7 separate regions of the Mus musculus genome follow, and regions 1, 2, 4, 5, 6 and 7 are each linked to region 3. The links are chromatin loops, found by intact Hi-C in ENCODE. Cell type or tissue: heart. All regions are shown on one strand.

Region 1 (4,000 bases), 220 kb after region 3:
CTTGAGCTTATTCCTCTGATGATACAGCTCTCCTGAAGTCATCATGGGCAGTGTAAAAGTAAAGGTGCCCCGCCCTGCCCAGGGGCATCAGTGAGGTAGCTGACTGTGAGTGGCTTTCTTCTCATCCCCTAACTGCTGCAACATCATCAACTGTGGAGCATTATATCCGTGGATTTTAAGTTAGGAAATGACAAAGATTAGATCTATGGCCAGGCACTAGTGCACGCCTTTAATCCCAGCACTCAGGAAGCAGAAGTAGGTGGATCTCTGTCAGTTTGAGTTTACAGAGAGTGTCTAGGCAGCCAGGGCTATATAGAGAAATTCTATCTGGAAAGAATAAACAAATCAGATCTGTATTTCAGGAAGATGCCTATGAGCTGTTTGACATGTGTGATAGAGGTCCTTAAGGACAGGAAAGTATTCCACATGTGTGCATTTTACAGAAATTGGTTATACACTGGAGTTAAGGACTGTTGGAATAGTTGAATGTTCACACTCAGTGTTCTTCAAATCAAATAGAAGAACAAGAATCTATCTGGGCATGGTGATGCACAACTGTATTCCTAACATGTAGAAGACTGAGGCATGCTATGTGTTTGTGGCTAACCTGGGCTACATAGTCAATATTGGACAGTCAGAGCTGCTACTAAAACCTAAAAAACAAAAATCTAATAATCTGGGATTTTATATTTTCCTTTTTTTAAAAAAAGAGTGGGCAGAATGTCTCTGATTTTGTTCAGATGGCCACAGAACCTAGAAAAACTGCTGCTGCTGCTGCTGCTGCATAGCACACAGCTAATATTTGACTATACGTATATAAATTTTGTTGTATACTTTAGCTGTGCTGTCAACTTTGGAAAAAAAGTATCCCAGTTTATCATTTTAAATTGGCACTGTACAGAAATTAACAGCCATATTAGTCTAGACACATTAAACTTCATTTTTCCATTTATACAGAAGCAATGTACTGTATTAAATATTCAGTCTTATCTACAGGGGTTTGATTACAGAAACTATCAAAGTATTCTCTAAATGATGAAAAAAGATTCAAGAATCTGACTGTAGATCCAAAGGACAAGTGGAGAAAAACTTAGGAAGAATTTTCCCTTTATCCCCTCCCTATATTGATCATCTCTTTTACTTCTAATAATAGTGGCCATTTATTGAACATACCCAGGAGTTCCTTTCATCACTTTAGATATATAATTTATCTCATCCTAAAATGACCTGTTGATGAGTCATCTCTCTTTCAGATGAGAAACAAAGACATTGAAAAATCTAACTTGCCTGCATAAGATCACACCTAGCCTCTTACTCACTCCATGAATATTCCTTTTTTTTTTTTCCTTTGAGACAGAATCTCACTATGTAGTTCTGGTTGTCCTAGAACTCAATATATAGACCAGGCTAGCCTCAAACTCACAGAGATCTGATAGCCTCTGCCTGCCGAGTGCTAGGGTTAAATGGATGTGTCACCAAGCCCAGCAAAATTTACCTTCTTAATTTTCTAAGACGTTTCTCCTCTTAAAAAATGGAACTATTGAGCCAGTCATGGTGAGACAGGCTTAATCTTTAATCTCAGCACTTAGGAGGCAAAGACAGGCCTATGGGTTCGGGGCAGCCTGATCTATAGAGAGAGTTCTATGGGTTAAAGTTTAGGGTTAAAGTTTTGAGACAAAACTTTGTGTCAAAAACAAACAAACAAAGCCAGACTGCTTAATAAGACAAATCAGACATAATATTATAAACAAGTATTAGTGTCACTCAATTAAAAAGTCACTCAGGAGGTGAGATCAATCCCCAGCATAATGAGGGGAGGAGGGGAGAGAAGGAAATGAATGGGAGGGGAGGAGGAAGGAAGAGAGAAAAAGGAAAGATCTCAAAGCAGAACACAGGATGTAATTTAAGGCCTAAGCTCTCGACTGAAGTTGTCCACTTTTAATGACCCTTTTCATGCTCATGGTTTTCTGTCTTCGGTACATAGTGAAGAGTGGAAACCAAGGGTCATCCTGGAATTTCCTTTTGTTTTCAGGCATGTCTTAAAGACATAGTGGAAGCAGGTATGCATGGGTATCCTGAAAGACTGCAGCCCAAGATGATGGTGCGTAAGACAGAATGCCTGGTGAACCTGGGGAGACTCCAGGAGGCAAGACAGACCATCAGTGATCTCGAAAGCAGCCTCACTGCCAAGCCAACCCTGGTGCTTTCCTCTTACCAGATTCTGCAAAGGAATGTCCAGCATCTGAAAATAAAGATCCAAGAAAAGGAGACTCTCCCAGAACCCATCCCTGCAGCTCTCACCAATGCCTTCGAGGATATAGCCCTGGGGGAAGAGAACACACAGATTTCTGGGGCCTCCCTCTCTGTCAGCTTATGCACACACCCTTTGAAAGGCCGCCATCTAGTTGCCACAAAAGACATTCTCCCAGGAGAACTGCTGGTGAAGGAAGATGCTTTTGTAAGTGTCCTTATCCCAGGAGAAATGCCACGACCTCATCATTGCCTTGAGAACAAGTGGGATACCAGAGTTACCAGTGGAGACCTCTACTGTCACCGATGTCTGAAGCACACTTTGGCCACAGTACCTTGTGGCAGCTGCAGCTATGCCAAGTATTGCAGCCAGGAATGTATGCAGCAGGCATGGGACCTCTACCATAGCACAGAGTGTTCTCTTGGGGGGCTGCTCCTCACACTCGGGGTCTTCTGCCATGTTGCCCTGAGAATGACTCTTTTAGCCAGATTTGAAGATGTTGATAGAGTTGTAAGGATGCTTTGTGACGAGGTTGGTAGCACAGACACCTGTTTACCTGAAAGCAAGAATCTGGTCAAGGCATTTGATTACACAAGTCAGGGAGAGAGTGAAGAGAAGAGCAAGATAGGTGAACCCCCAATTCCTGGATGCAATGTCAATGGAAAGTATGGAAGTAATTATAATGCTATCTTCAGCCTTTTGCCCCATACTGAAAAGCATAGCCCAGAACACAGATTCATCTGTGCCATCAGTGTCTCCGCACTGTGCAGACAACTCAAAGCTGACAGCGTGCAGGCCCAAACCTTAAAGTCCCCTAAGCTGAAAGCAGTGACCCCAGGGCTGTGTGCAGATTTGACTGTTTGGGGAGCAGCCATGCTGCGACACATGCTACAGCTGCAGTGTAATGCCCAGGCAATAACATCCATATGTCACACAGGTAAGTCAGAAATGGTTTTTACTTACATTATTGGTATTTCAAGAGCTAATGTTTAAGGAGAAAAACACTATAAAGGAAGCCTGGCATCAAATAAATCAGTGACCTAAAAGGAAAACACAGCCGTCTTATATATCATTATGCTATTGAGAAGCTTTGAGCACATTTCTGTGAACCCAGAGCTTGGGAGGTGGAGATAGGATGATTAGGAGTCTAAGACAGCTTTAGCTATACAGCACGTTTGAGGTCAGCCTGAACTACATGAGAACTTGTCTCTTAAAAACTTGAGCCAGAGCCAGGTGGTGGTGGCACATGCATTTAATTCTAGTACTCAAGAGGCAAAGGCAGGCAGATCCCTGAATCCAGCCTCGTCTATATAGTGAGATCCCCACCAGGCTACATAGTAAGATCCTGTTTCAAATAAATAAATATAACAAAAACAGCAATAATAACAATAGCAACAAATTAATTTTTTAGATGTATTTATTTATTTTATGTATGAGTACACCATTGCTTTTTTCAGACACACCAGAAGAGGGCATTGGATCCCATTACAGATGGTTGTGAGCCACCATGTATGTGGTTGCTGGGAATTGAACTCAACACCTCTGGAAGAGCAGTCGGTGCTCTTAGCCACTGAGCCATCTCTCCAGTCCATTAATTAAAAATTTAAAACTAGAGTATTTTTAAACATTTATTCATTTTGTGTGTGGTATACATACTATAATACAGGTTCATAAGTCAATTCTCTTCTACCATGTGTGTCTTGGAGATCAAACTCAGGTTCTTAGGCATGGGAGCAAGTATTTACTTCC
Region 2 (4,000 bases), 350 kb before region 3:
CCTGGGACTTCTGTGTGCTAGGCAAATGTTCTCCCAACTGAGCTGCATCCTCAGTCGTCAAATCTAGTTTCCTTAATGAAATCCTGGGATCTCTGAGCTCAGTGGCAGTTAAGTGCCAGAGAACCTGGCAGATATTTAATAAATAATAAATGTTTGTTTCATCATAGGTTAGCAGATGTTCAATGATTTTGAAACAGAAATGGCTAGAGGTGCAATTGTAGTAGAACATTTGCCTAGCATGCACAGGGCCCTGAATTCAATCCTTAGCACTGCAGAACACACAAGTTACCTAGGAGATTGGCCTTCTAGCGGCTAATAGTATTTTCATGTTTTCTCCTGGTCTTTCTGTAGGTGTATGTGGTTATTTTGAGTTGTATTATTTTGTTTAATTTTCTGTTGTACTTTTTGTTTAGCTTAGATTTTTTTCATGTTTTTATAATTATGTATTTTTTTTACACATTTTGCCCATTTAAAATGCCCTTCCAGCACAGTATTGACTTTTGATTATGTCTAGTTGTTAGAGAACACTCTTTGTTACTGGAGTTAGATAAGTTGAATCTGCATCTGTGTTTCGTTCCTAGGGTTGAGACTCTAATGGAGAAGGCTGTATAGATGCTAAGATAATGTTCCTAGAATTTGAAAACGTTTGACAAGAGCAGTATCGCTATGGTCTTTAAAAAAAACTAGAGCTATGAGTATCTTTGCATTTTTGATTGCCTTTTTTTCTTACATTGTCTAATGAGATGACATTGTTTTGTTTCATTTCTCAAGACAAGCTTTCTCTGTAGCCTTGACTCTCCTGAAACTCACTCTGTAGACTAGGCTGGCCTTGAACTCACAGACATCTCAGTGCTGGAATTAAAGGTATGTGCCGCCACCACCTGGCAACATTGAAGACATTTTAAAGGGACATCTGAGGGTCTGGTCATATATGTGCTTTATAATTGAAGAGAAGTTTTTTAAAGAAATGAGTTAAGTGCTGTGGTATAGAATGACTCTCTGCTTAAGTGTCTAGAGTCAAGTTTGTGTTGGTGCTGGTGGATTGATATGAAATTAAATCTTTGTGGTATTATCTTAAATTCTATTCTGGTCCCTGGAATTGGCTTCTGATCTCCTGATAGCTAAAGTGGGAACAGAAGCTGAACTTGTTTTCCAGTGAGAACTAAAGTGCTTTTGTTTAGAATCTGCTGGGTTTTGTCAGTGTGGTTCCTTCACCCCATCTGTGCTCAGTTGTTCCTACATTAGAGCTTTGCTGTACTTTGAGACCAAGTTGGCAACTCTGAGGAGGACTTTGTGCTAACCTTAAGTGTTCAGGTCGATTAGTTAATTTTAGAAAACAAACCCTTCCATTTCATGATGGAAATCAAAGCTGCTGTGGTCCAATAGGAGTAACTGGCCAGGTGTGGAAAGATGTGAAAGTCCCATGCAAAGGCAGCCCAAGGCCATTTTGTTTTATTTTGTTTGGGTTTTGAAACAGGGTCTCATTCATTCAGGCTGGCCTCGAACTTTTGAGGTAGCCAAGGCAGGCACTTAACTCCTGGTTCTCCTGCCACCACTTGCGCAGTTTCTGGGCTTACAGATGTTGCCATCTTATGTGGTTTTATGTGGTTCTGGGGATTTAACCCATGCCTTTGTTAGTGTAGGGCAAGTCCTGTACAGCCTGAGCCTCATCCCTTATCAGAGAAGGGAGTAAATGCTGGCTGTGATGACCTCCTTGTAAGCTCAGCATGTGGGGAGTGGAAGGCAGGCTGAGGTCAGAGTTGCTCTTGCCTCCATTGTGAGTTCAGGGCAGAGGGAGTTGTGTGAGAGAGATGCTGTCTGTCTTCATAGCTTTCTTAACTTGCAGCACTTTTCTTCTGGAACCACACGGGGGCACCTTCAGATCCTTTAATCATGATCCTGAACTTTACTGTGAGAGTGGATCAAGTTATATCCATATCTGTGGAATTTTCTTTAAATATCCAGTTGTATCCAGAGAAGTACTTATGTAAGCAGGTATATTTTCACACAAAAAAAATTTAAATGGGAGTATAAGGAAGAATAACAGTTACTCCCTGCAGTCTTTATTTGGCCTGATTCCTTTTAAATGTTCTGTGTTTTTAGTCTCGCCTGAGCAGTTTTTCTCTTTTACACCCCTGTTGACTCTAGAATATACTCAGATTGGACCTGTCTTTTGGATCCATTTCTTTTCTTCTTTTTTATTTTTTTTAAAAGATTTATTTATTTATTATATGAGTACACTATAGCTGTCTTCAGACACTCCGGAAGAGGGCGTTAGATCTTGTTACGGATGGCTGTGAGCCACCATGTGGTTGCTGGGATTTGAACTCGGGACCTTCGGAAGAGTAGTTGGTGCTCTTAACTGCTGAACCATCTCACTAGCCCTGGATCTATTTCTTAAATTGTTGTGGGGTTAATGAGGATCCTGGGGAAGGGGTGGTAGTAACTGGTCAAAAGCTCAATGCTCCAGGACTGGTAAGATAGATCTCCTAGAGAAATGAGTTTCCATCTTGCTCTGAGTGTGATCTTATTGGCAGGCTAACATGCATGTGAGAAGTTACTCGTAGGAAGAGTGGTGTGGGTTCTCTGTTGTTTGTTTCTATAAACTAGCTGGGCCTTTTTTTCTTAAGGATGTTTCTGTATAGGTTAGAACGTGCATATGACTAGCCCTGTATGGTTGTAGGCTCAAGGAGAAACTCTTTGTCTCTTTATGGTACAAGGTCAGGGTCAGCAGTGACCCTTGCATGCTGTTTACAAACTTTAGTTACTGCTCCTTGAGTATGGAGGCGTCTTGGGCACCATCGGGAGTGCCCTGAGGAAGGGGAGAAGGGGATGTGTTTACATTGTTTTTAGGGAGTTTGTTGCTCTGAAGATTTCATTTGCTGAATGGCCATCTCCTCAGTAAAGTCTTGTCATGTTCATTAATAGAACAATTGGCCTTTGCCTCTTAAAGGAAGCATTAATGGTTTTGAAAGGTGCTAATCATCCCATGTGCCTTGTGTGGGTACCACTGTAGTGTTAAAATGCCTGGCTCAGGGTACTCAGAGCAATAGAGCTTACACATGCCTAAGATCCTGTTCTGTTCTGGAAAGATCTGCTGTGACTCACTCAAATGACTAAAACAGTGGTTCGTTTCTTTAATTGCTGGTTGGAGCAACTAATGCTGCCTTTGTGAATCTGTGCTTTTACCCTGGGAAACTATGTTGTGACTGAGTGAAGACCTCGTATGTCTTTGGGATATAGGCTATCTGGCTGTCTGAGTCCAAGCAAGAAAGCTCAGGGCCTCTAGGCTCTCCTTGGGAGATAGAAGATCATGGGTGTTCCTTAGCAACAGGGAAAGTGAACAGGAGAGCAAGGTACAGGGCTGAAGTTCAGCTGCACTTGGCAGAAGTGGCTTGGAAGTAAGCTCAGAGGAGGGCAAGCTTGTACTCCAGGTACTGTTCACCCAGGGCAGGGAGCAGTGGGAGAGCGCAGCTTGGCAGCCTCTCAGCACTGGGTTAGCAGTGCTGTTCCACTCCTTATATAGGGCACCAGTTTGACTGGGCTTCGGCCTCTGGAGAGTGAGACGTGAGAGCGCCCTGCCTGCGGGAGGACTCAACAGCAGGGGACTTCAGACACAGCAGGGGACTTCAGAAACAGCAGGGGACTTCAGAAACAGCAGGGACTTGAGACACAGCAGGGACTTCAGACACGATGACATTTCAACTTGTGTCCTCTCCTCACTGTGTGGAGAGTCGTAGAGCTTTGTCAGAAACTCTCCTGCTGTTGGTCTCAGGTGAGAAGGTTAAGACCTTGATTAAACCTTTAAGGGTAGGTAGGCAGCTGTAGAGTACTGCTTATGGACCAAGAGCAAAGCCACCTTGTGTGTCATGAAATGATCAGGAACTGACCATTGGTAGTACATCTTCCATAGAGATTGTCTCATGTAGTCACCCTATTAGGTGTTGTCGTATCCCTGCGTGGCTGCTGAAAGCAACAGAAGCTTCAAGACCTTCCGTAA
Region 3 (4,000 bases):
GTCTTGCCGGTCCGTCCTCCCCGCGTCCTGGTCGCGTCTCAGCCCCTCCGCGCTTTCCGCACACTCTTATCTGGAGCGGCCCGAACCGGCAGACGCTGCCGCGGCCATGGCGCCACCTCGCGGCCACGCGGGGACTGTGTGCGGCTGGGCTGCGACCTCTGGCGCACACCTGGGCCAAGAGGCTTGCAGATGCGGAGCTGAGCAGATCTTGCAGGTTCGCGCGCTTCCAGATGTGCCCACCTGGAGACTCAGATATCGGACCTGGGAGTCCCATAAACCTGGGGGTTTTGTGCTGAGTGCTCCCGAGTACATATTTATATGTTATATCGCGCCAATTCGGGGGGGGGGAGGGGAAGGTTCTGTCTTCAAATGAGGAACTCTTAAGCCAGGGATGGTGGCGCATTCTTGTAATCATCCTAGCATAGCACCCAGGAGTTGGAAGCAAGAGGACCAGGAGTTCAAGGTCAGCCTCTACTACCTGAGACCCTATCTTAGAAAAGGGGTTGGGGTGGAACACTACGAACAGTATTCTGTGAGAGGGCGAGCTTAGAAATCCTAAGTGAGATGAAGGTACATACGTTCGGAGCAGGAGCGGGGCGGCTTTTATTAGACATTTCTGAACACCATTATTCACTTGGACTCAGTGGAGAGAGACACATTCCAACTCTCCCTCAGACACATGTTATCAGTATGCACATCATAAACCGTCCACACTCAAACTCTGTCCAAGCAGTGACAAGGGCGCGCCATGTTTACACAGACCGCCCACCCCCTCCCGGAGTCCCAACTTCTTGGGCTACTGCGGAGGCTACTACGTGAAACGGGGTAGAGGTCCTACCAAAGAGCCCTCCCCGAACTTGCGGGTCTCCAGAAGGACCCTAGAGCCCTCCATTGGAAATAGCTGGACAGAGCCCCCTTGCGACGTGCCCCTCAAGTCCCCAATCCCCCATCTAAGCAGTTTTGAGGGATCTTAGTTTGCCCCCCCCCAATACACCATTCGAGAGATATCACGAGAACGGGCGGCTTGAGACCCCCTCAAAAAAAGATCCTACACGCCACACAAGGGAGAGCTCATTCATGTTGGTGACTCCTCTTTTAGGAGGGAGGGGAGCGTGCACCAGCTCTTGGGTGCTCACCGGAAATGTCCCTGCATAGCGGGGCGGAGGCATAAGCACCGTTGCAAGCACCGCGCCTCCGTGGCCCACGCTCCGCCTCTTCCCCGCACCTCCTGACCCCCGCCCACGCTATAGGGGGGGTCCCCCCAAACCGCCCACAGCTTCTTATTGGCTGCGCCATCCTCCGTGGCCAAGCCGGAGAGGCTGGGGCTCAGAGTTACTATGGTAACCAATGAGGTTCCCGGGATCTCATCTCTCAGAGGCCTTGGAGAGCTTAGCAACCGCGCGGGGCGCAGGGCGGGTGGGGGCTACGCTCGCCGCACCCCACGCTGTCTTCGAGCCCCCACTCCCCCGCTTGAGGTAGTGGCTGAGTCACTCGCCCGGGGCAGCCGGCCGGGCCTCTAGCTGTACCAGTGAGACACCAAGGTCTTGGGCGCCTCCTAGAGGCTGCGTTTCTTTGGCAGGAGACTTCTATGCCTGGCCTAGGCTTCTGGTCCAAAGAGTCTTCAAGGCTCACCAGGTTTCCGCGACAGTGTGCTCCGCCTCCATCTAATCCACTTACTACTTCGTATCTCCGTACAGTGTCCATACAAGACAAACACTGCAGTCCCACGGTGGACTCCACAATTTCTGAGCTCTAGGAGAAGTGAAGAGGTACCTTGGTATCTCTGTCGAGGGATACGCCTTGGGGCTGAAGCGGAAGTGTAACGGAGCGTTTGAGGATAAGAAGGCTCCCCAGAAGTGCTCTTAGGGATGAGTTTTGACAACTCTGAGTTCTCCCACAAGCAAGGGTGTCTCTGATGTCTCTGTTTTAAATGTTTTCTCCTTTTAATGGGGTTAGATCGTGCGAGTCTGGAGAGAAAGCTCTGTATGTGTTTTACACAATGGAGTTTATCCGCTGGTTGACCCATAAGGAGGTCGGCTGGGTCTTCAGTTCCTTCTTGTTCTATCCCTCTCCACCGACTCAAGCCCTTGTTGTATCGCTATGGGGCCAACCACATAAACCTTGCCCAAGTTTCACTGTGTACTCCCCTCCCCTCCCCTCCCCTTCTCTCCTCTCCTCTCCTCCACGCCCCACCACCACCACCACCACAGTTTCAAGTCTACGGCTAGCCTCGAACTCACAAAGGCGTCTACTTCCCACGTACAAGGATGCGCACCACCATGCCCCTCCTCTTAACTTTGCTTTCCCCTTCTTCCTGAGCTCCTCTGGTCATCCTGGTGCAGCTTCCTCCTCTCCGTGAACGCATGACGACCCCATTTAGAGCCCGGAGACAGAATCGGGCTGTTTTGGAGGACCTGTTCCATATCGTATTTGCCTTTAGTCTATTCTGACTCCTTTAGAAAGGAGTCCCAGCTACACACACCCTCTGCCAAGCTATTGAGCCCCCTTAGTCTCATTTTCTCTCTTACAGGCTCTGCCTATGCCTATTCCACCCCACTGAGGTGGCCCCCTCGTGCCCCCTGGGGCACTGCCAAGTTGGCTCTCCAGTACTTGTCAGGCTAGCCCTTCCTTTTGTGGATACTCCGTACAGGGATTTTCCAAACTCTTACAGAAGATCTTCTGCTCATTTCTAAAGTCCAGACCACTCTCCTTAGACTCCCTGATCTTCTCTGCGGTTTCCACCATCTGACCGGTACCTTTCCTCCTGTGACCCAGTCAAGAAGCCTTCCAAAACTCCCAGGCTTCTCCACCCCTCTTTCCCCAGCTCCTAGATGTCAAAGTCCGAGGTGCACTCTACTCCCCTCCTAAACCGGTCCAGTTTCTTGCCTCACCCCCCACCCCCCCCCCACACACACACCAGGAGAGAGCGAGGATACCACGGTGGCCAAATGGGAGTGATACCATCGCGGGGCATCTTCTGGCGTCAGAGGACTGTAGGGTCTAGGGAATGAGCAGTGTGGTTTGGGGCTGCCAAGGGAGGACCCCTGCGGTCCAGGAGAAAAGAACTGAGATCCTAGGACTCGCAAAGCCCCGGAAGGGGAGAGTGAATAAACACAGAACGGGGCCTCACCCTCCCTGCACTATTCTCCCCCAGCCCGTCGCCTGCAGTTCCGGAAAGTTAACCCCTTGGAGGCCAAGCCTGGGGTTACGTACTCCCCTACCCAACCCTGCTTCCGCGTGCGCACCCTCCTCCCGCTCCAACTCCCTGTCGCTTCGTCCCGCCCTCCCCTACGCCCCCCCTCCCCGCTTGCCACTATAAATAGCCTCTTTTCCCGTTTCCTAAATTCTCTGCTGACGTCGGCAGCGCGTCAGTGTGTAGGAGCCGCGGCCGCATGAATGAGCCGCCGCACGAGTACTACGCGCGCCTATAAAAGCGGCGGCGCCGGCCGGGCTGCGGGAGGCAAGCCGGCACTGGTGCGACGCGGCCCGACAGGTAAGGACCACCAACAGTCGGAGATGGGCAGATGCGCGGACGCCATGGGAAGGCGAGGAGGGGACCGGAGGGGCGGCGGGTTGGAGGGGGACTCCGGAGTGAGGATGGGGGGCAGAGTGGGAGGGACGAAGGTTCCTTTCAGCTTGGTGGACCAGGGGCCGGCGGCTGACCCAACCCTATGCAGCACCTGCCGGCACCCAAATGCAGACGCAGACACTATGGAGAAACATCAAGCGGAGAGCCGAGCCCCCGACCCCATTTCCCGAGGCTGAGCAGCTCCTGCGCCATCCTTTCAAGAAAGTGGGGAGAAGGTGCTGGCGTCTCAGGAGACGCGCCCCCTCATTTCTCCCCTGTCCGCAGAGCGGTGACTCAGCCTAGATGGCCCCGACTGACTGAGCCAGGGCGCCCACGACAGACAGACGCACACCTCGGCCCTGCGGCTTTCTTGGGACCCCCGTCCTGCATGCTCCACACACGCCCCTTCCCTGTCCCGTCCCTTCCCGTCCG
Region 4 (4,000 bases), 300 kb after region 3:
CTTCTCTTCTCGTGGATGGAAACGAAACAGCTCTTCACATGAACTGTTGTCCTTCCCCCACCCCCTGACTACTCACCCAGCTCAGGGGGATTAGGATGGAAGGAAAGGCTATGGTTAAGTCCCAGGCAAGCTCGTGGGAGGCTAGTCCTCTACTGGCTTCTCACCATGCATGGGTGGTCCAAGGCTTTCCCTCCACCTAAAGCAAAACTGTAGCTCTTGGTTGGGTTCTAGCAACCACTGCCATTTATTTTCTGCCTTTGCTTTCCAGGATAGTGAGACTCTGCTCAATACTGTGCAGGCAAGAAATTGTCAGGGGAGATGGGTTGTATGATATGAGTCCCTTCTGCTGCCTCTAGCTCCTGATTCATTCTCACGTATGGGCTTGGTCTCTGATTGTGGTTCACCTTTGGCCCAGTCTTCCTAACAGAAGATGGGTTCAGGGGGTACAGGAGGCTGTTTGTTGTATTTGACAGGAGGAGGAGTTCTAGCCTGTTCCCCATTTGTGAGAAACTGAAAGTCATAGGGGAGACTAGATCATCTAATCCAGCCCCACTGCAGTCTAAGCTGAGGGATAGGATGTGTAAGGGACTGTAGCAGACGGGCTGGGGAGGCTGAGTCGGCTCACACATTGCGACAAAGATTGCCCTTCCCTCGACCTCGCTTGCTTTCTTTCCTCCTCCCTTCCCTGGCCACAGTGTGTCCCTCCAGCACTGGGTACATGGCTCTGCTGTCCTCATCCAACATGGAGCCTCAGAGGTGAGAAAGGGCAGCCTGGAAGCAACAGAGGCAGGCACAAGACAGTGGAGGACCTGGCCTGGAACCACAAGGGCCTATCCGGACATTGGTCAGAGAGGCACGTAGAAGCCTGGAGAACACCAGGAAAGAGAGCAGCCAGCCAGCCTCAGTGAAAGACACGTGCTTCCAGCCATCTCCTCTCAGGACCTGCCTTCCTGGGAGATGAAGGGCCTCCAGGAAGTATGGTCCCATCTCTACCCTGCAGTTTCTATAAACAGCCTCAAGGAGCATGAGCCACCTCTGAAAGGAAATACACAGCAAATTCAAAAAGAGATTCAAATGTGTAACACTGTGGGAAAACATATCTATGACTGGGGTTGTAGCTCAGTTGGTAGGTTTGCTTAACATGCACCAAGCCCTGGTTCTGTCTTCTGCATTGCATAAAACTGAACAGGTTGGCCCAGGTCTGCAATCCCGGCACTCTGGAGGTGGTGGCAAAGGAGCCTACATTCAAGGTAATCCTCTGCTATACAATGAGTTCTGAGCCAGCCTGGGCTATATGAGACTGTCTCAAAAAATAAAACAAAATAAAATAAAGCATTGGTTAGTAATTCAAAGAAAGCAGATGTGGCTGAAACCGTTTTCCCTGATCATAATACAACAAGCAAATGAAAGCCAGAAGAAGGCTCCTGTGCCTTGTGTGTGGCAGTACCAACCATTGTGAGAGATGCCTTTGGACCTGGTAGTTTGCTGTCTTAGAAATGTATCCTAAAATAAGGATTTGGTTATAAAATGTTCATCTCAGGGTTGTAATAGAGAAAAATGGAACGCAGCTGTTTGTTTGGAAGTCCATTCCTTTTCTGCTGTCATGAAAATGTATAGCTAGGGCTTGCCTAAGTAAATTATATTCATCTGATGGTGGTGTTCTGTGCAGCCATCCAAAGTCTTACAGAAGAAAAATTGAGTGGAAATATAAATATTGAATACTAAAAAGATTATAAAAGTATGAGTTTGTGACTGTTTTTAAAATATGAACACATACTTGTAATATATTTTTTTAAAAACCATCCAATTGAGTGGAAATATAAATACTGAATACTAAAAAGATTATGAAAAGTATGAGTTTGTGACTGTTTTTAAAATATGAATGCATACTTGTAATATATTTTTTAAAAAAACACTGAAAGTGGATTCAAAATGTTAAGAATGGTTGTTTTTGTATGGTGGGATAGTACAATTGTGAATTTTCCCCTTGTTTTTTCTGTCTTTCTAATTTTTAAATATTGTGCATTGCTTTCATATGTTAAATAAAATACAAAAGACAAATAAATGTTTTAAAATTTTTACTCTTTTATGAGTGTTTTGCCTGTGAGTGGCAGGAATCCAACATTGTCTTCTGAAAGCAGCTAGCGCTAACTTCTGAGCCGTCTCTTCACTCCCTCTGTAATTTTTAAAAAATATATTTGTATGTTATATTATGTGTCTTTGTGCACCAGAGTGTGGGTGCACATTCTGCAGAGGCCAGAAGAGGGCATCAGATTCCCTGGAGCTGCACGCTGTTTGGATCTTCTGATGTGGATGCTCAGAATCGCACTCAGGTCCTCTAGAAGAGCAGCAAATGCTCCTAGCCACTAAAGCCATCTCTCCCTCTAGTCCTCATTGTCATGTTTAGATTTTGGAGAATTTGCTTGTAGGAGGATGGGCTACACCAAGTGCCAGGTGAAAGAAAATGTTTGCTTGGGATACCTATTGCTTCTTGAGTGTGTGTGTGCATGCTTGTGTGTGTGTGTGTATGTGTGTGTGTACACTGGAGCTAGGAATCATATCCAGGGGCCTTTTCAAGCTCCACCACACTAAAGTCAATTCTATGAACTTCATTAATTGTCTGAATCCACCTACTCTCTACACACAGGAAGCATTCCTCTGACTTTCTGACTGTCAGCCAGCTAAGGAGGTGTGGCTTAGAATAAGAAAGAAGGGAAATGCTCAAAACCTGTCACTCTTTGGGGGATTTGTGGTTGGAAAGGATATTCCTCTTAAGGCCAAAGGGGTCTAGAATCTGAAGAGTCTTATTTTTAGCTTGTTTGTTTTTCTTACTTGAGACCTGGGGAGGGGAGGTGTATGTGTCTTCCATTTGCTTCTTCTACCTAATAAAGTTTCTTGGTGATGTTTGGGGGGGGGGGAGGGGGTAGGACTCAAGAAGGGATTCTCCCATAAGCTGTTCCGTTTGGGTAGTACTATGTAAGGAAGTTACAGGTGGGCAGAGCTCGGCTCTGCCTGACTGGCGTGCTCTGAGGTAAAGGTGAGATGGTGCAAGATTTGGGCCCTCAGGAGTTGGCTCTGTTGGCCCTGTACCTTCTGGTCTGTGGGTAAGGATGACCAGTAGGTGAGAGATGAGGGAACCAGAACAGAAGGTGAAAGTTAGTGGGGCGGAGCCCCAGACTAGTCAGGTGGGGGTAAACTAGATGACTTTCTGGAACCCCAAGGGGCTCGGAGACTAGTGGTGTTGGAGAAGACCTCTAATGTGTTGTAAGGCCTCTGAACTCAGTAGCCGAACTTGATGCCAGAAAGCCCCAAACTGCTAAACCCAAGCAGGAGCGGGACGCCATCCGTTCCATGGCTTCACCCGAGGTGGCCCCATGGCTGCGCCAATCAATGAGCAGCCGAGAGATAGGGGCGTGGACAAGCCAGGAAAAGTTACAGCACGCTGGAAAGATAATACAGGCCAGGAAGCCCCAGGCACAGCAGGGTGGAAAAGCTAGATCCCGATTCTGCCGGAGGGGGGCCCCTTCGAGGTCCCGGGCACCGGGTGCCAGGATCAGAGAAACTGACTGAAACCTAGCTGACCTGCCCAGACCATGGCATCCTGGGGACTCCTTGTGGCTGGCGCTTCCTTCACGGCGTTTCGGGGACTGCACTGGGGGCTGCAGCTGCTGCCCACCCCGAAATCTGTTCGGGACCGCTGGATGTGGCGGAACATTTTCGTTTCGCTGATACACAGCCTACTCTCTGGAGTAGGGGCGCTGGTCGGGTGCGGAACTTGGGGACTGACAAAGCACTGAGGGGCGGGGGTGGAAAAGAGGGCCTGGAAGACTGAAGTTGGAACCTTTTGGAATGGAACTGGTTTGGGTTGTGGATGGGTGGGAGTACCCAGTGGGAGAATGGATCTAGGTCTGGGAGAAATTGACCTTAGCTCTTTGTCTTCTCCAGGCTGTGGCAGTTTCCTCAAATGGTCACCGACCCAATTAATGATCACCCACCGTGG
Region 5 (4,000 bases), 220 kb before region 3:
CATCATAGGTAATAGGTACTATTTCTAAATCTAAAGATACTCTTCAAGGATACTAATATTCCTGTATTAAAAGTGAGCATGGGCCAGCAGAGTGGCTCCACAGATAACAGTTTACCTGCCAGCCTGATTACCTAAATTCAGTCCTTAGGAACGACATGGTGGAAGGATAGAACTGACTCCTGAAAATTGTCTCTGACCTCCACACATATACTAAAGCATATACTTGTGGCTTAGGCATGTCCCCTACCCCAGTAAAGAAATATATAGAATAACATTTTTTTCAGGTTGGGCATGTTGGCTCATGCCTTTAATCCCAGTACCCAGGAGGCAGAGGCAGGCTGATCTATGTGACTTCGAGGCCAGCCAGGGCTACATAGTTAGACCCTGTCTTAAAAAAAACAAAATAAAAAAAAAGAGGATAGGAGATCTTAGGAAAATTGTTACCTAAAGTCTCAGTCAAATCCTGGATGAGCTAGTGTTTGAATCTGGGTCTGTCTAGTTGAGGATTTCATTATAGCATACTGAGTAATGAATGACAATAGCCAATGTGAAGAGAGTTGGACATTCTCTAAAAAACAAAACATAATTGCGTTTATATTTTAAGGGATTTCTTTGTTCTCTTTTCTTCCATATGAATATTTGATTCTTAGAGTACCTCTGCATATAAGATGAAGAACCATACTGGCCGTGGAAACCTCCCTGGTGTGATTACCTTAGCTTTTTGAGTGGATTGCTTTCTGCTTCTTGCTGGAGTCCTTTACAGTTGGAGGGACAGGGCAGGAGAGATAAAGTGTTTCTTGTATCAGCTGGGTATTCTGGTGTCAGAAAGAAAGCTGAGCTTGGCCAGGTGGTACAAGTGGATATCCAGCTACTGGGTCACAAGTTCAAGGCCTGCTTGGATTACAGAAGTTCCTGGCTACCAGATTGATAGTTTAGTGAGACCCTGCCTCAAAGTAAACTTTTTAAAAAGACTAGGACTATAGTTCATGGTAGGGCATATGCATCGTATGTACATTGTATGTACACATTCCTAAGTTCAATCACCAGTACTTTTTTTATAAAAGGGAGAAAAATGGGCTGGAGAGATGGCTCAGTGGTTAAGAGCACCGACTGCTCTTCCAGAGGTCCTGAGTTCAAATCCCAGCAACCACTTGGTGGCTCATAACCATCTCTAATGAACTCTTAACTCCCTCTTCTGGAGTGTCTGAAGATAGCTACAGTGTACTTACATATAGTAAATAAATAAATCTAAAAAAAAAATTTTTTTAAAGGGAGAAAAAAAACCTAACCAACCAACCAACCAACCAACCAAAACAAAACAGTTGACCAAGTATCTCTTCTTTCTACAGAGGAGGAAGCTTGATGCTGTATATTACTATATGCGCAGTTTAGCAGCCAGCAACCCTATCCTGACTGCCAAGGAGAGTCTCATGAGTTTATTTGAAGAGACTAAACGAAAGGTAAGTAAGAGTGCACGTGGGCTTATCCTTCCTAGGAGAATGCATGTCCTCTGGGCTGAAGTGTGAGGAGATGATGAAACACATCTTCACATAGACCCTCTGGGCTTCACTGACGGGTTATCAGTTGGCCCCTGCAAAGAACGGATATTGAAATCAATCTTCAGGAGGGCTTGCAGGGCCTTTAGAGCGTACCTGTTCCACAGCACCTAGTTCACAGAATTAATGATCTATATGGCAGCAGAGGTGGTCTCTGCTACTTTGGTACTGTAGCAGAATCCTTAGATTTTTATAGTCTTTAGCCTGCAGACACAGATGATAGAGGAATTTTTCATTGGCTGACTGGGAGAGTCTGAGCTTGTGTGTCTGTTGTATAGGCTGAACAGATGGAAAAGAAGCAGCATGAGGAATTTGATATGAGCCCTGATAAGTGGCGAAAAGGAAAGAAGTCTACTTTCCGGCATGTTGGGGATGACACTACTCGCCTGGAGATTTGGATTCATCCATCACATTCTCGGTCTGCCCAGGGCACTGAGTCTGGGAAGGATTCTGAGCAGGAGAATGGTCTGGGCAGCCTGAGTCCCAGTGATGTAAGTTCCTGAGAATGATGCAGTGAGCCAGACTAGAGTCTGGCTGCCTCAGGTCGTGCAAGCTGGGGCTGAGGCATAGACAGGTCCCAGCTTTAAGACATTTATCGATTTATTTAAAGAAAAAGGATCTTGTTCTCTATACCGGGTAAGCCTGGAACTTACGGTGTAGCCCAGACTGGCCTCTAACTTGTGACAATCCTCTTATCTGACTTGCTCATATAGGGGTGAGCCACCATGCCTAGCACCCCCACTTACTCTGGAGAGTACGACCCACTAACTTTAGGTTCCCTTATGCCTCCTTGGTTCTCACAGATCCCTTTATCTTTGGCATGTGCTTCCCTTATTTACCACTATGTGGCACTGTAGAATTTAGTAAATGTAGAGTTAGAAATTGTTTTACTGTTTTGAGTTGGGCATCACCAATTTGTATGAGAATTTGCTGAGATTTTGTACTTTGCTGAGATAATGTATTTAATCTTGAATAGCTTTCTATTTGGAGTATGAACTAAAGCAACATGGGTAGGATGATTAATCTGTTTTGTGATTTATTATTTATTTATTTAGATTTGTTTATTTTTTATGCATGAATGTTTTGCTTGCATTATGTATATGCACTACATAAGAGTCTATGGAGGGGGTCAGATGGGGTCAGATCCCTTGTTATCTGGAGTTAAAGAGGTTTTTGAGCCAATGTATAGGTGCTGGGAATTGCAAGAATAGCCATTGCTCTTACCCTCTGAGCCATCTCACCATCTCCAAGCCTTTTATGAGGTAACCTCTTATGACTTAGAGTGTGCCAGGCTAATGATTCAGAAAATAGCATCTTCCCTTGTTTTCAAGGTAGCATTTTAATAGAGTGAGCAGGTAGTTAGGCTTAAGTGTGCTGGACTTTGTTTAGGGGTATGTACCTGATTTTCTGCGATCACAGTAGTCATTTGTCAGTTTAAGTGTGAAGAATGAATGGAAGTTTAGCTAGAGAGGAAGGAAGTAGAATGGACTAGCCATCTCAGATTCCGGAGCTTAGGGAGAAAGAACATGGGAAAAAAGGTTCAGTGACAGGAATTCAAATTAGTTATAGAAGGATTTGAATCAATAAGTGGTTTCAGAGATGGAAAGATATGTGTCCAAAGAGCTTGGTTAGATGGGGGGAGCTCAGAGAGAAGAGAGTCAAGAGTAGCACCTAGGTTTCTGGTTTAGAAATTGAAGGGGTGGCGCTAGAGAGATGACTCAGAGGTTAAGGGCACTGACTGCTCTTCTGAAGGTCCTTAGTTCAAATCCCAGTAACCACATGGTGGCTCACAACCATCCATAATGAGATCTGACTCCCTCTTCTGGTGCATCTGAAGACAGCTAGAGTGTACTTACATATAATAAATAAATCTTAAAAAAAAAAAAAAAAAGAAAGAAAGAAAGAAATTGAAGGGGTATTGCCAAGTGACCATACCTGTAAGCCTTGTCCTTGGGCAGCTGTGCAGGGGGATTAAGCACAAATATAAGGCTATACTGTTACCTAGTAAGTTCTAGGCTATTATGAGCTATTGTATGAGATCCTCTCAAACAACATTAACAACAAAACCCTACAGGACTGTTCCCCTAAGCAAAACAAAACCAAGTAGTTAGTGGTCAGTTTCATAAGGTGGACTATAATGGTAGACCAAGTTTTAGGGCAATGATAATGAGTTTAATTTTAGAGCTGTTGCATTTGTCATTGTGTAGGACATTGAAGTAATGATACTCAGATGATAACAGGTGACTGAAATTGAGGAGAGTGGTTTGGATCAAGGAATATTTCTTGTTTGGGGGCTGGAGATGGAATCCAAGGGTATGTGCTTGGTAGGCAAATACTATCTATTATTAAACTGCATTCCTAGTCCTGAAAGGGACTAATTTTGAAAGCATCTTGCTAGATAATAATGATACCATGAGAGTTGAATCATTTCTTCCAAGTTAAGA
Region 6 (4,000 bases), 320 kb after region 3:
TGATCTTTTGCTGCAGTCAAATCCTTCTCATCCATCTTTCCTCGTCAGGCTATAATATAGACTCTCCTTGCAATACTTGGAAATGCTCTACAGTCAGCTACATCCTCAGTCCTGCTCCTATATTTTTTCCTAAGCTTCCTTCTAAGGTCTTTATTGGTTTATGATTTACACAGAACATTTTTTTTTCTTGTCTATAGCATGCGTTAGAGTGATCGTTGCCAGATAGAGGAAAGAGAAATGAGAGAAGAAGGTCGTTACCAGTGAAATTCCCCAGAGACATTTCTAAGTTTTCTAGGTTATCTCCTTTCCATCTCCCAAAGAAGCACGATTATTTGTTTTGATACAGTCTCTCTCTAGATCCTTGGCTGTGCTGTACTGGAACTTGCTATGTAGATTTGGCTGGCCTTGAAAACACAGAGATCACCTGCCTCTGCCTCTCAAGTTCTGGGATTACCATCATGGCTGGCAGGGTTTTTATTTTTATTCTTCAGTTAATTTTGTTGCTTGAAGCTCCAGGCATTAAATCTAGTACGTTACTTCTAATAATCAAGCATTAAGCTCAAAATCTGGCGCCCTGAAGTCAGATTACCATGCTATGCTTGCCAGTGCTCATCATGCTGTGTTACAAGAATCTTTAGGCGTTGGGAGAGACAGCTTAGGGGTTAAAAAGATTTACTGCTTTTGCAGGGGACCCAGGTTCCCAGCACCCAAGTGGTAGATCATACCTATCTCCATTCCAGGGGAGCTAATGTCTTCTTTTAATCTCCCTGGGTACCAGGCATGTCCGTGGTGGGCAGACATACATGAAGGCAAAACATTAATGATTCTTTGTTTTGTTTTGTTTTGTTTTGTTTTTGAGGTTTGGTAAACACTATATAGCCGAGGAAGAATTTGAATGTCTTTTTGAAAAAAAAATATTTTATGTATATGGGTTGTTTGGGTTGCATGTATGTATGTGCACCATGTGTGTTCTGTATCTACAGAGGGCAGAAGAGGGTTTTCAGATCCCCCTAGAATCAGAGTTTCGGACAGTCGTGAGGCACCATGTGCTGGGGATCACACCAGGTTCTCTAGAAGAACAGCTAAAGCTCTTAATCGTTTAGTCCTCTTTCCAGGACCAGACTTTGAATTTATGACTATTCTGCCTTTAACCTCCCGCCCCTCCACCCCCACCCCCCACCCCCCACCAGTGCTGAGATCCTACAGGTCTATGCATTGCCAGAAATGGAATGAACCAAGGGCCTCCTGTACAAACTGAAGTACATTCCCATCCCAGATCATCATACATTTTTGCCAGCCTTCCTTCTGCCTTGGATGGTCCAAGAGTTATTTGACTCTTTGGTACATAGTTACCACTATTAACAGTAATGTAATGAAGGAATAGAAGAACAAAGGATTCATTGAGTAGGAGTTAGTACTACATATCAGCTCTGAATTCATGAGAATAAATATAGGGGAAATGTGCAACGTACGCAAACTTATTAAAATTGTATGGCTTTGGCTTTTGAGGAACAATATCAATAGCCAATTAAATGTCAGATCTATTAGAGAGGGCTCCTAAACTGACTGGCAGAAGGCGGGGCGTGAGCCTACCCTGACCACACCCCTCGCCCTGAAATCCGCTTTTAGACCCGCCTCTCCGGCTCGGGCTGCAACGTCAATTGGAGATGTCGCTAATCCATCAGAGCATCTCGGCGTCTATTGGATGAGCTTCTGAGCCTGGTTGCGCACTTCCTGGAGTTGGGAACGCGGAGCGGACGTCGTCTTTCCGCCATTGCTCTGCGAGCCTAGCCGCTACCTGAGTGAGGGGCGACAGGTGGGTGGTGGGCGTCTGAGGCTGAGCGCAAGGTAATCGAGTGGGCCGAGCGGCCCGAGGAGCTGCGCCAGGCCCGGGTCCCGAGCGCTCAGCCCGGCTAGAGTGCAGGCCAGGGGGCTCCGGACGTGTTCCATCTGCCCCTTGTGGGCCCGGGCCTAGCTCATTAGTTTTGGCCTGCCTCTCTATCCCAGATTCTCCCGGCATGGCCGGAGTGTTTCCTTACCGAGGGCCGGGTAACCCGGTGCCCGGCCCTCTAGCCCCGCTGCCGGATTATATGTCAGAGGAGAAGCTGCAGGAGAAAGGTGAGAGGCGAACGGGAACGGCGTGCGCGGGCTCGAACGTGTAGGCGGGTTTCATTTCTTCCCTCCATAGGCAGGTCATCAGGGGTGTGCTTATTAGCAGTATTTACATTTTTAAAAATTGAGTCCAATCATTGAAAGTTTGGAAGTGCCTGTTATTTTGCAGGAGCTTATTGTGTACGTGTGTGTGTGTAAAATGCATCAATGACGATAAAACCTGTTTCCTTATAGGGTTTGCATTACTATGTAGGAATTAGACAACAACCCTCCCCAAAACATCTATAGCAAAAATATCAGGTGGTTTGGGGTAGTAAAATGGCAGGATACTTGGCAGTGAGTATTTCTCTTCACAGCATGCCGAGGGTTGCCCCAGGGCAAGAGTTAGGGATAATTAGGGTAAATGTGTGCAGCCCTTTAAGCTGAGGTGCTTTTCTAGCTCGAAAATGGCAGCAGTTGCAGGCCAAGCGATATGCAGAGAAGCGGAAATTTGGGTTTGTGGATGCTCAGAAGGAAGACATGCCACCAGAACATGTCAGGAAGATCATTCGAGACCATGGAGACATGACCAACAGGAAGTTCCGTCATGACAAAAGGGTCTATTTGGGGTGAGTAACATCCCAGGATAATATCATATGGAGTTTGACTTCTTTCCTTCCTCTGCCCCTTCATTGACAGTGCTGGATAGAGGGACTAGCATTTGGAATGTGACTTTTTAACTGAGACAGTTTCCCTGTGTGGGCATTTTTGCCCTGGATTTAGCTCTGTAGACCGGGCTGCCCTTTAACCGATAGGGATCCCCATGCCTCTGCCTCCAAAGAGCTGGGATTGAAGGCAGATGTCACCGTGTCCAGCATGGAACATGGCTCTAGGCTGTACATAGGATGACTGTAGGAGTAAGGCTAGGACCACTGGGATTCTGTGATAGTTTCCAGATCGTCTACCTATGCCATTGATTGTTTTGCTTTGCCCTGCTGGTGTTGTTGTAAAATGTCTGGTATTGTGGAACTGTTTGAAGCTCAAATTAAGACACTAGGCATTCTGGATGCCTCTTTGGTCACTATCATTCAGAGGTTTAGGATAGTTCATTCCTGGGGTCGCTCTTTTACTGTTAATTCTTCCACCTCAAGCTGCAGAGATTCTTAACATTCCATTTGGATACAAAAATTTGGCCTGTTAATTAATTGATGTGGGGGAAGCCTTGGAAGTTTTTTTGTTTTGTTTTGTTTTTGTTTTTTTTCCTTTTTAAAGATTTATTTAATTCATTTATATGAGTGTACTGTAGATGTCTTCAGACACACCAGAAGAGGGCATCAGATCCCATCACAAATGGTTGTAAGCCACCATGTGGGTGCTGGGAATTGAACTCAGGACCTTTGGAAGAGCAATCAGTGCTCTTAACTGCTGAGCCATCTTTCTAGCCCCACCTTGAGAGTTTTATTGCAAAAAATAATTTCTTAGCCAAAAAATAATTTCTTAGCCAGGCAGTGGTGGTGCACGCCTTGAATCCCAGCACTCGAGAGGCAGAAGCAGGCTGATTTCAGAGTTCAAGGCCAGCCTGGTCTACCGAGTGAGTTCCAAGACAGCCAGAGCTATATAGAGAAACTCTGTCTTGAAAAAACCATTAATAGAAATAACAATACATGATGTGAATAAAAGTACGACGGCAAAAAAAAAAAAAAAAGAAATAACAATAACAACAACTTCTTGCCGGGCAAGGTAATAGCATACGCCTGTAACCCCAGCACTTGGGAGTCTGATTACTTTGAGTTTGAGGATGGCCTGGTTTACAGAGTGAGTTCTATAACTGATAAGGCTGGACAGAGAAACTCTGTCCTAAAAAATAAAACATCAACAACAAAAATAACTTAAGCAGCCGTGGTAGTGT
Region 7 (4,000 bases), 190 kb before region 3:
TTACATGTAAATATAAGCAACTTATAGAGGATTTCTTCTATTTATGGACTAACCTGTGTGATTGATAGCTGTGAGAAGTGAAATAACTAGGTTAAAATAGGAATAGATAATGTATACCTTTCTATCTGAAATTATTTCATATCTATGGAAAAGTTGTAAGCAACAGGGTGTGTGTGGTGTTTGCCTAGAATCCCAGCAATGAGGAGGTAGGTGGATGTGGGACAATTGCAAATTCAAGGCCAGTCTGGGCTACAGCAAGAGCAGGTCTGAAGGGATGGGGAAAGAACTTAGGGAGGCTGGGACAGTTGCCAGAGATAGACTATACCAGGTAAATTATCTGTGTGTAATTAGATGCCAGTCTGTTTGATGGGAAGCCAGTCTGTTCACACCATTCTAGTCTACTGCAGACTCTTAAGAGCTATTCTCTGGTCAAGGTTTTGCTACTAATTTTGGTAAAAGCTGTTGGTAAAACCTTTCCCACTATCCCTGACCTTGATAAAGCATGCTGTAACTAGCTTGAGCTTTTAAACTACATGTACATCATTTAGCTCTTTAATTGCTGTTCAGTGTAATTAATGCACTAAAGGCAAAAATAAAAATGGAAGCTTTATTCACCAAGTTTGATGTTGAAATCATTGCTGCATCTCATTTCTGTATAAAAGATAGAGAACTGCCATAATTTTATTGGTGGTGTGTTCTGCAGACTGATGACCCAGTAGTTTTTATTCTTTGGGGGTATACTACCCAGGGCTATTGAATTTGTTCCTTATTCTAATAGTTTTATCCTCTTTGCTTTTATTTTTTTACATTTATTTATCTGTTTGTTTAGTCCATGTATGTGTGTGGGCTCGAGTGTACATCTGGAGATCAGAGAGGAACATGTGGGAGTTGCTCCTCCTCTTCTACCATGTGGGTCTTGGAGATTGAACTCGGATTGCCAGGCTTGGAGTCAAGTGCCTTTACCTGCAAGCCATCTTGCTGATCCACTAGTTAATTCCCCACTTGAAATAAAAATTTCTTTAAAATTTTAAAAAAAGTCTTGAGGCAAGGTCTCACTGTGTAGCCCTGCTTCTCCTGGAGCTCTCTATAGAATAAGCTTGCCTTCGCCTCCGAGATCCACCTGCCTCCCACGGCCTGCTGGGTTGTGTGCAGCACCACTCTCAGCAGCAGGCAACAACTTCAGCCCTCCCTCCTGGCAGACCACAGGGTACTGTTTCTAGGACATCGGGGAGATAGTGATATTGAGTCTTGAAATTTCCCTGCTTGGGGCTGCAGAGATGGCTCAGTATCGACTGCTCTTCAGAGGCCCTGAGTTCAATTCCCAGCAACCACTTGATGACTCACAACCATCTGTAATGGGATCCACCGCCCTCTTCTGGTGTGTGTGAAGACAGCTACAGCATACTCATATACATAATGCAAATAAATCTTTTTTTTTAATTGTCTCTTCTTCCTTTGGAGTTCAATTTTACTCCCCAGCCCTCTCTTTATTTTCCCAAAGGAATTATCTCAGTTTAGATTGAGAAAGATTTTGTAGAATCTTTGATTCAAGATTGCAAACTGGTGGCTCATAGGCTACATGTGGCTAACAATTGAATTCGGAACTTAGCTAATGTTAAATATTTTTTATTTGTATCTAGTACTTAAAAAGCCAGAGCGGGCTGGTGAGATGGCTCAGCGGTTAAGAGCACTGACTGCTCCTCTAAAGGTCCTGAGTTCAAATCCCAGCAACCACATGGTGGCTCATCCATAATTGACAGCTACAATGTACTTACATATAATAAATAAATAAATCTTTAAAAAAAAAAAGCCAGAGCACTTTACATTAAAAACAAAACAAAACAAAACAAAACAACAACCCATATTTCATTTCCCAGCTTGGTTCTACATAGAACATTTGTTGGGACTAGAGAGTAACAGTCAGAGGTTCCTGTTGTCACCACCAACCTACTTTATGCCTGTCCTCTGTAGATACCCTAATCTTCAGCTCCAGATTCAGAACTGAACTCCAATTTCAAGTCAGTAAAGTATTGGAAGAGCCGCCTTAGTGATAAATACCTTAACCTTAGCTGTCAGAGGCCTGCTTTCCTACATAGGTAGAAAAACAGTTCATAAGTACGATCAGGAATTTCTCTAAAGTTGTTGTTACTCTATCTCTGTCAGAATTTAATTTCAGTTATTACGGAGCCAGGAGTGGCTTCTCATCCTATAGAGAGGAAGAGACATCACCCTCTGTAAACCTGCTCAGTTCAGATTCACGGCTTCCATGTCTGCACAAGGGTGCCACTGCCAGCAGAGGGTGCTGTCCACTCACTGAGTCTTGTGTTATCCTGGCTCAGCTGGAAGGCAGCTGTTGGGCATGTGCCCTGGGTCTGTGTGAGAGTTTGGGCATGTCCATTTGGTTCCCATCCCCAGTGCCCACCCCTTTAGACCCTGGCCAGGTTATTGTGTCACTGGGGACTGTATTCAGTAACAGGAAACTGGGGAAAGTTAATTGTTTTCTCCTCTCCCTTTTTCCCATGCAGCTGAACAAAAGGTTCATCCTCAGTTTTCTCCATGCCCATGGGAAGCTGTTTACCCGGATTGGGTAAGTGTGCAGGATGTTTATTTTATTTCCCTACATTACAAGTCATTTTGGAATTTAATATTGTTAGCAACTAGCCTGTGTTTGTAACTGAGGGCACAGGGTGTGAATTCTTAGAGGCCTCCACCTTCTCTTCATTCTCTTTCCTACTGTGTTCATAAAATTTGAGATATATCACTATCTTTGTCTTTCCTTTTTTTCCCTTTCTTTTCTAAAGCCATTCTTTTAGGACAGTCTTTCCCAGTCCCCTCTTCTTGTCCTCCTGGGTTCTGTTGACTCTGTCTTCCTGCTTAACTCCCAGGAAGTCTGAGATAGTCGTGCTACATCCTTGGGTGCAGCTTCCAGGGGTCCTCCTTGGGGAAAAATTATCTCCTAATCTTTCCTCAATAACAGAGTAACATTTTCCTTCCTCTGTGTTCTTCTGACCCATCCAACTTCCTATGCACTCAGTCCCTTGTGCCACATTGCTGATCTCAGTAAATCTCTGTAAGCCCCAGGGAAGGCAGTGTGTGCAAAGCCTTAGGGCTTTCTCCCTTGAGTTCCTGGGAAGAGTTTGAATGTTCCTCTTGGGCATCAGAAGAGTTTTCCTGGCAATATAAAAGCTGCACAGTGCCTTCAGTGTCAGAGGAGATGTGTGCTGAGTGTCTCTGTGCAGGGCCTCCTTGGGTAAGGGACATCAATGTGAAGAAGCAGCATCCCTTCTATAAAGGTGCACTGCTCAATTGGCTTTGGGTTTTTGAGACAAGGTCTCTTCTGTGTAGCCCAGGCTGGGTTAGAACTTGGCAACTTTCCTGCCTCAGCTTTCCAAGTGCTGGAATTCCCAAGAGTACCACTGTGCTTGGGTTCCTGTTGGCTTTCAATCTTTTTTGAATATTGGTTTTATTGTGAGCTGCCCTTAGAGGTGATTGGCTTCACATTGCAAATCTCCTGTTATGGCATTTTCCTTTTTCTTCAATGCCATGAACTTGTAAGGTTCCCTGTAATTATATAGGTTTTCTGCAGGGAGACAGGAGTCAGGTCGGCTTCCATATACTTTGTGTTTACTTTTTTAAGATGATGGAAGACTTTGTGTCCTGCTTGAAAAGCCATTGCCCTGTTGATTGTGAGTGAAAGTGTGCTTCACATTATATTCCTCTGGCATCATTTTGGGCAAGAGTGATACTCAGGGCCATTTTAAGGATATTTTAGATTCTGAAGTGACTTGGGATCATCGGAGAAGTGCCAAAAGATAAAAATCTCTACCATCTGAAATAAGTGTGGAGTAATTTATTTGGGAAAAATAAACTGTGTATGTTAGTTGCTTCTAAGTTCTCCCTAGCACCATCAGCATATGCTCCAGTGGAAGAAGCTTTGTCTAACTCAGCTGCATCCTGAGTGCTCATTTAACAGTTGTGTGGATGAAAAAATAAACATTCT

Evidence for each region. Hi-C counts contacts between places; a loop is a spot of excess contacts. Peaks named below come from ENCODE experiments on the same cell type or tissue, not always from the same donor. Only the 100,000 strongest peaks of a DNase experiment are listed, where the experiment ranks them.
Region 1: a loop joins it to region 3, with 2.5 times the contacts of the local background. A loop is called at or near these places in 14 of 42 quality-filtered maps.
Region 2: it touches region 3 in a loop (5-fold over the local background); 9 of 42 quality-filtered maps call a loop at or near these places.
Region 4: a loop joins it to region 3, with 2.5 times the contacts of the local background. A loop is called at or near these places in 8 of 42 quality-filtered maps.
Region 5: it touches region 3 in a loop (7-fold over the local background); 15 of 42 quality-filtered maps call a loop at or near these places.
Region 6: a loop joins it to region 3, with 2.4 times the contacts of the local background. A loop is called at or near these places in 3 of 42 quality-filtered maps.
Region 7: it touches region 3 in a loop (5-fold over the local background); 38 of 42 quality-filtered maps call a loop at or near these places.

Annotation. Positions count from the first base shown.
Region 1 is chr11:75,388,040-75,392,039 of GRCm38, forward strand. Smyd4 (SET and MYND domain containing 4) reads left to right here. Exons shown (of 11, transcript NM_001102611.1): 5 at 2,033-3,188. Among named protein-coding and RNA genes, the nearest start is that of Serpinf1, 33 kb to the right of the region's middle. In heart, a CTCF peak has its summit at 2,398; no DNase peak of the experiment used is centred here.
Region 2 is chr11:74,819,836-74,823,835 of GRCm38, forward strand. It overlaps a transcript of Mettl16 not described here. Among named protein-coding and RNA genes, the nearest start is that of Mnt, 9.1 kb to the right of the region's middle. In heart, a CTCF peak has its summit at 1,871; no DNase peak of the experiment used is centred here.
Region 3 is chr11:75,169,105-75,173,104 of GRCm38, forward strand. Hic1 (hypermethylated in cancer 1) reads right to left here and starts at 1,151. Exons shown (of 2, transcript NM_010430.2): 1 at 1-1,151. The coding sequence starts at 415. In heart, CTCF peaks have their summits at 124 (motif pointing left) and 1,570 (motif pointing left); DNase peaks (open chromatin) are centred at 67, 827, 1,347, 3,367 and 3 weaker places; H3K4me3 peaks cover 3,474 bases; H3K27ac peaks cover 96 bases; H3K27me3 peaks cover 3,728 bases.
Region 4 is chr11:75,464,612-75,468,611 of GRCm38, forward strand. It overlaps Tlcd2 (TLC domain containing 2), which reads left to right and starts at 3,439. Exons shown (of 5, transcript NM_027249.3): 1 at 3,439-3,766; 2 at 3,946-4,000. The coding sequence starts at 3,594. Mir22hg (Mir22 host gene (non-protein coding)) reads left to right here. Exons shown (of 3, transcript NR_030711.1): 3 at 696-2,079. In heart, CTCF peaks have their summits at 2,250 (motif pointing right) and 3,537; DNase peaks (open chromatin) are centred at 760 and 3,420; H3K4me3 peaks cover 1,173 bases; H3K27ac peaks cover 1,104 bases.
Region 5 is chr11:74,944,173-74,948,172 of GRCm38, forward strand. It overlaps Smg6 (Smg-6 homolog, nonsense mediated mRNA decay factor (C. elegans)), which reads left to right. Exons shown (of 19, transcript NM_001002764.2): 7 at 1,350-1,460; 8 at 1,835-2,047. Among named protein-coding and RNA genes, the nearest start is that of Srr, 20 kb to the left of the region's middle. In heart, a CTCF peak has its summit at 2,382; no DNase peak of the experiment used is centred here.
Region 6 is chr11:75,485,074-75,489,073 of GRCm38, forward strand. Prpf8 (pre-mRNA processing factor 8) reads left to right here and starts at 1,704. Exons shown (of 42, transcript NM_138659.2): 1 at 1,704-2,118; 2 at 2,552-2,720. The coding sequence starts at 2,019. In heart, no CTCF peak of the experiment used is centred here; a DNase peak (open chromatin) is centred at 1,668; H3K4me3 peaks cover 2,060 bases; H3K27ac peaks cover 1,759 bases.
Region 7 is chr11:74,979,327-74,983,326 of GRCm38, forward strand. Smg6 (Smg-6 homolog, nonsense mediated mRNA decay factor (C. elegans)) reads left to right here. Exons shown (of 19, transcript NM_001002764.2): 9 at 2,526-2,587. Among named protein-coding and RNA genes, the nearest start is that of Srr, 55 kb to the left of the region's middle. In heart, no CTCF peak of the experiment used is centred here; DNase peaks (open chromatin) are centred at 2,365 and 3,115.